2 separate regions of the Homo sapiens genome follow, and region 2 is linked to region 1. The links are chromatin contacts, found by Hi-C or POLR2A ChIA-PET in ENCODE. All regions are on one chromosome and are shown on one strand. Each heading gives the region's core, a stretch centred on a gene start or an enhancer-like site at or near the end of the contact. The rest is flanking DNA. Distances are from core to core; before and after follow the strand shown. Region 1 overlaps ZBTB16 (zinc finger and BTB domain containing 16). Region 2 overlaps ZBTB16 (zinc finger and BTB domain containing 16).

What was found. Hi-C counts contacts between places; a loop is a spot of excess contacts on that map. ChIA-PET counts read pairs that join two places held with the same protein, here RNA polymerase II (POLR2A). Pooled maps may share reads with other maps.
Region 2: a loop to region 1 is called in a map of endothelial cell of umbilical vein, with 5 times the contacts of the local background. The contact joins two enhancer-like sites. A Hi-C loop is called at or near these places in 16 of 168 maps with a recorded cell type or tissue (CD14-positive monocyte, CD4-positive, alpha-beta T cell, CD8-positive, alpha-beta T cell and 10 more) and 19 of 50 pooled maps. POLR2A ChIA-PET finds 5 or more read pairs at or near these places in 8 of 52 experiments (A549, B cell, BJ and 5 more).

Annotation. Positions count from the first base shown.
Region 1 is chr11:114,109,358-114,112,565 of GRCh38, forward strand. All of the region lies in intron 2 of ZBTB16 (zinc finger and BTB domain containing 16), which reads left to right. Among named protein-coding and RNA genes, the nearest start is that of ZBTB16, 51 kb to the left of the region's middle. RefSeq lists a silencer at 1,876-2,076. Within about 2 kb of position 1,799, at least 13 of the 41 ENCODE cell types and tissues checked have a DNase peak (open chromatin) inside an H3K27ac peak, as active enhancers do; they include endothelial cell of umbilical vein, gastrocnemius medialis, heart left ventricle and 3 more, where a contact is called at or near this core.
Region 2 is chr11:114,161,656-114,164,697 of GRCh38, forward strand. The region is part of intron 3 of ZBTB16 (zinc finger and BTB domain containing 16); the gene reads left to right. Among named protein-coding and RNA genes, the nearest start is that of ZBTB16, 100 kb to the left of the region's middle. RefSeq lists an enhancer at 2,576-3,042. Within about 2 kb of position 1,261, at least 27 of the 41 ENCODE cell types and tissues checked have a DNase peak (open chromatin) inside an H3K27ac peak, as active enhancers do; they include endothelial cell of umbilical vein, gastrocnemius medialis, heart left ventricle and 3 more, where a contact is called at or near this core.

The DNA of each region.
Region 1 (3,208 bases), core at 549-3,048:
GTCTTTGGCTTGACTACAAATGTCTGCGCCTTTTCCTCACATCTCAGATTCTTGCAGCCAGGCTCTGTCCGCCATGCCCTGTTGCTCCTTACTGTTGGAGAGACCTGGAGGTTGGTGGAGTTCTCCAAGGCTGGAGTTGGGGTACACAATGAGGCCGAGATGTTTTGCATAGTTCCTTCCATTGCCCCGATCAGGAATGTGTTCCCGCAGGATGGGTTATGGCCTGGAAGTGAGCCTAATGTAAACATCCTTGCAGAGGCCATCCTCTTAATCAAATAGAAATGGTTTGAGGGATGAGCAACTTGGGGGTGGGGGAGATAGGAAAGGAAGAGTTGGGGGAGGGGAGAGATTTAGGGATTGAACTCAGAGAGAGCTGTCTGGGGGCCATCCTTCCAGCAGTCCTGACAGAAAACTGGCTTCATGGAGTTGGTGCAGTGCAAACTGGAATGATTCTCTTAGGGAACTTGGTTCTCTCAGACAGTGTGGTATGTTGAGGGAAAGGAAGGAAATCATGGTTTGGCTGAACAGCTGGGCAGAGCAGCAAGGGAAACTGAAGTATGTTAGAAGAGCAGGACCGGAGGATAGAGCAGACGGGGGCCACAGGAGGACTTCTGGAAGGAGCCCACAATTCAACTCCTTTGAGGGCCTTCAACATCTATTTAACGTTGTAACATTTTGAAATTCTATTTTGAGGGGACTAGACTCTCAGAGAAGGGGCGTGAAGAATGTGGGGGACTTAGGTGCAAATGTGTGTGCTGGGGGGCGGTATTTAGGGCTCTTGGTGGAGCCCCTCATGTCATGGAGAAGCGAACCCTTTCCACTGTGCCCCCACCCCCTTTTCCTAGCCCTATGAAGGGCTCAGACTTTCTTGGAGATGTGGAGCATTTCAGCCAGACCCTACGGTCAAAGATCAGTCACAGAGCAGTCTTCTGTGGCAACCTGTGCACAGTCCCCCAAGGCAGCAATCTGGGGTCACCAGGGAAGTTACTGTTACTAATCTGACCTGGGAAGTTTTCTTTTTCGTAGGGGAATCTAGAAATACTCCAGGGAAAGCCACGGCCAAGCCTTTGCCCAGCCAGTAAACTTTTAGGGCTTTTGCGTGAGGTTGGTTTAGAAGAATTTGCCGATGCCAAGGCTGCTATGTTGGTTTCACTGATGCAGATTTAAAGAAGGAGGGCCAGTGAGACCTCGGGAATAGGAAGGCAGAGGAAACCTTTCTATTCTGATGTCTTCAAGTCTTGGTGCTTGAATGTGCCAAGGAGAGTGAGGATGTAAATAATTTAGTTTGCCTTCAGGATGCAGGATCTAATCTAAACATGATTAAGCTGATTTGATTTTATAGATTGGAATTTATAAGTGATAGAAACTGATGAGGTTAATGTGAAATATTTACGTAATAAAAAGCTTCATTACCTGATGCTGAAGGGTAGAGGGAGAAAATATTCTTGGCAACATGTTTAATCTTTTGGAAATGAAGTTGGGTTAAAGTTTTCTTTGTAAAAACTGAATTCTGTGATCTTGTTTTTACACATGCTGTGCTTAAATATTAACACCAATTGAGCAAATTGCCTTTTAACTGCCTTTATTTGCTTTCATTAACAGTATAATTTAAAAGCTCAAGAATTTGCATGGAACCTGTTGTGCATGTTGGGGGGAAAACTATTCATAAATTAATTAATCGTGAGAACATTATCTTTAAGGAAGGTCACAAAACATGAGCATGATTTCCAAAAAGCAGTGACATGTTTTTGCCGTTTCTTGGGGACGTGATGTACTTTTGGCTTAGAGATCTGTGCTGCGTGTGTGTGTGTGTGTGTGTGTGTGCACGCGCGAGATAACTTGGCTGGATCAAGAAAAATTTTAATGACTGGGCATGTTTTAAGTTAAGTTGAGTGAACCTAATTACACTGTAGTTTCCAGAGAGCTAAAGGCAATAATACCATTGGTATTTAAGCACTAGTTTGAAAATTAAAGCCAACCTATATAATTGGCTGTGCTCCTTAGATGGTTTATTTCTTTCTTCCCTCCATTTCTGAAATCCCCCTTTTCTTTCTCTTTCACATTTAAACCAATAGAGAGAAAGAGAGAAACTGCCTAGCGCTGCGAACCACAAGACGGTCCTTCCAGTGGGGAACATTAACTGCATTGTCCTCTCATGAAATGACGCTAAATAATGTTAAAGGTTTCCAGTATGATTTCACTGAAATTGGTTGCTTCCTTCTGTACAGATGTTTTTGTGGTTTAGAACCTCAGCCAAGGCAAACATTATGAATGAGATGCAGAGACCACCATGTCCTATGAAGGGCTGAGAGTTCCTTTGGGAGTTATTTTACTTGTGATTCTGACACCTCTGTTTTGACAAAGCTTCATTCTTTCAGTCTCTTCTTTCCGTCTCCCTCTCCTGGTGCTATTGGTTTGTTGTGGGTGGTTTTCCTAATTAAGTTAATCTGCAACCTAGTTTTTCTGGGTCCACAGATGCCAGAATGCTGAATTTATTTATCTTGAATGTTTTTGTTGGCTACTGTTGAGACACATTCTTCCTCTTCCCCTTTTACCCCAAGTCTGTTTTAAACATTTTTTTTTTGAGGCTTCCAGACGCACTTCAATAAAGAAAGAATTTCTCTCTGGTGTCCATTTGTCAATTTTTTTGTGGGGGATGTATATTGTAAATAATATAATAGATATGTAAAAGGTTGTAAATAAAACCCAAAGGTTATAGAGGAAAAGATGTGTAAATTTGACTACATCAAAAATTTAAAACTTTTTGCATGATTTTCTTTCGGATTTTTGCCTTTTCCTTGCACATTTGTTGGTTCTCTTTCGATATAAATCAGAAAAATGAATCTTTTATCTGTCAAATGCATGGCAAAGATTCTTCCCAGTCTATCATTTGTCCTACAGTTTTGATTATGGTTCCTTTCATCACAGAACATTTCTATTATTTATTTAACTAAAAAATGTCACAATGATGTCTGTAGCGTAGATTTTATAAAGCATCTGATGGTCATATTTTATAATCTAAATTTTGGAAAAGTATTTGGATAATGAGAGATGGAGAAGGTAGAGGGAGAGCAAGGGAGGGATAGAGAGGGCACGAAGATGAGGAAGGGAGGGATGAGGAAGAGGAGAAAGACTGGTGAGAATGAATGATGTTAAAAGATTGATTTTTCTTCCTGTAAAAAAGTTGGCTGTCGTCAAAACACCCCTT
Region 2 (3,042 bases), core at 11-2,510, 52 kb after region 1:
GAGAGAGCAGAGTGCAGGGTTTAGAAGAGATGGACGAGATACATCTGTGGAAGGAATAGCAAAATGATCTGCATTCTCCCTGAAGCACTGGAGAGCCACTGAAGGACTGAGTAAGAGGGTGACATATTTTTGTGTCTGGAATAGAAGGGACTGTTGGGCTTTTTTTTATGTAGACTAGGCTAGAATATAAGGTGAATAAAGCCTGTTGGAGAACTTGAAGACTGGCCGTCTGTGTTGGGGTGTGGCTGGAGTGTTGAGAGGCCTGTGCCTTCTGTGCTGGTTAGGGCCCTGTGGCCCCATTCTGCCAGGTGGGAGGCCCCATCCTTCCACTCCTCTCTTGCCCTTGTCAGGCACTGTAGGCCCTGGCTGTTGAGAAGCATCCCTGAGATGAGGCTCTTCCCCAGAGTTAGAGCCATGGGGAAAGAATGAAGGCTTTCGTTGATAGATTTTCTGATTTCAGCAGCAGCATGGAGTGGCTGGGGCTTATCACCTGGGACCTGGGTCATCCTCCTGGCAGGGAAAAGGGCTGGAGGAGTCCTTCAGATTGGATCTCTTAGGCTTTCCTCTGTCGCGGTTGGACGGAAGAAGAAAAGCATTACAAGATGGCAAAGATCTGTGGCTTGTCCTTGTTCTGTTTTATTTATTTATTCTTTTTTGGAGCACTGAGCTGTGGGTTTCAGTTTCTTCTCCTCAAAGACAGAGAAGATGGGGGAAGAGAGGTAGCTGGAAAATTCCCTGTGACTGGGAGGAGACAGTGCGAGGTGGTCCCCACGCTGATGATGGGAGAGGTGCCTTTGAGTCCAAAGATGGCTTCCCCTCATCTTGTCTCTCCTCCCATTCACCTCTCTCCTCCCAGATTAGGTATCTGCTCAGAGCAAGAGACTTGGGGCTGCCCAGGCTTGTGAGAGCCCATGGCCAATCCATGCACCCTCTGCCCACTCTCCAGTCAATACCAGCTATCCCTTCTGGTTAGCTTCCTACCATCAGGGCAAACCCGGGAGATGACCAGGAAGAAACTTCGTTCATGTTCCTTGACTCCCTCCACATTCCTTATGTGGGGGCGCCTTTGGTTTTTGGGTCAAGGAAGTGGAGAAGATCAGATGGGGGTGGCTCAGAGGCCAGGCTGCCCTCCCTTCGGTCCGCATGGGTGATGCGGATGCAGAGAGTGGAAAGGGTGAAGGGAGCCACTTTCCCCCAGCTCGCTCTTGAACACACTTCTCTTTCTCTCTCTCTCCCTACTCTGAATTTGGCTTGCTTCCCGAACTTTTTCCCAGAGTGGTGTCGTCACTGGCCTGCCGGCAGGTCTGGATGTTCTGCCAGCATTCCAGAGAGTTTATGATCGCTTGCAGATGCGCCTCCAAGAACACACTGTACCCAAAGCAGAAATTAATGCAGGCTTGACTACCGTCCAAGCCCGTACACGGGAGAGAGGAAAAGGAAAACAAAAACTGTTTAATGCTGTTTATAAATTATACACTGGCTGATGAAAAATACATTTCTTTCCTCTCCCCTTTTACTCTCCCCCCAACCCGTCCTCAGTCCCCCCCCAACCCCACCCCCACCCCTTCTCGCTTTCTGCCTCAAGAGCCTAAACTGAGACCAGAAGAATATGGTTTTGCTTTTTAGCTCCTGTTTTGGCTGGGATCCGAAACCCTGCTGCTGATTCACAGCCAGAGTATTTTTCCCCTTTACCTGATGAAATATACTGATTTTCCAGCCCAGATGGGGTGTTTTTGGTTTTGTTGTGTGGGTTGTTTTTGTTTTTTTTGGTTTTTGTTTTTTGGCCAGGGATTTTGTTTACAGCAAGTATCAGGTTCCATGATGGTGCTGGGTGCGATGCTGGCCCCAGGGCAGATAAATCCCCCACGTAACTGCCACCTTAGTGCTGCGGTTTTGCGTGCCTGGGTCCCCCGGTCCTAGTCAGGCCAGCTGAACCGAGAAAGTTGGGAAAGTTCATTGCAGGTCATGGTTTTAAACAGTGTTTTCACCAGTTCTCTCCCACCCCTTCACCTACAGCCCCTGTGTGAAGAGGGGGTTCACATGTCCCTGCCCCCAAATACACATGTCTCTGTCTCCATATGGTGCCTTAGCAGGGGTTGGGGAAGCTCGTTCCATCTACCCCTCTGGATCCCAGCATCTCCTCCCACCCCGCAAATCCCCCATCCCAATTTATTCTATAAATTTGTTTCCACATTATGTCTATCCATTTACATGGCTTTTGTGTTTTTTAATACTGCTAATGTTTATCGTTTGCCCAACAGGCTCGACAGATTTTGCTTCCTGTAGAGCATCGAGGCTTTAGAGCCCCCTCGTTGCTAAGTAGCAGTCTCCCTGTACTGTAATGGGCTGATTTTGTATTCTGTTCAGCGCTGTATCTTATTTTTGTATGCAAGACAAAGTGTTTTGATGGAGGACGATTGCGGCAGTGTCTGGAGGCTGTTTGGAGTTTTATGGGCTGTACAGTACACTGTGTGCTCTCTGAACAGAACACAGGCTGTTGAATTTTGGATTGGATTTGTCATTTTTCCCCCCTCAGAGAGGAGCCTGTCAGATAGAACATTACTTTGAGGGTGGAGGGAAGAAAGTGGAAATTATGTAATAACCTTCTTCCTTCTCCCTCTCTCGATGATTTTTCTATCTCAGCATAGGGTGGTTTCTTCCACACAAACCCTGTCTCATGCCACCACATGATTTTGCACAGCTAGAGGATGACGGTCTTATTAGGAAATGAATGGTGCCCTAGAGGGATGGATGCTGGGACATCTGTCTGTCTGCCATTTATTCTCCTAGTCTCCCTTTCCTCTCCTTTGCTCCTGCCATCCTTCCTACGTTCTGGGTTGCCTTGCTGGTCCTTGTTATTGTCTGAGGATGAATAGATATGGGGTTATTGGGGAGGGATATTTACGTGGGATCAACCTGATAATGGCAATGCCATTTCTGATTTCCAGGGCCTTTTCGTCTTCCCTTGGCTTCGCAGACACACACCCTGCCGGAAGCGTTCTTAGGAGGCCTGGCCGTGCTTTCTCTTGCCCTCAGCCCCAT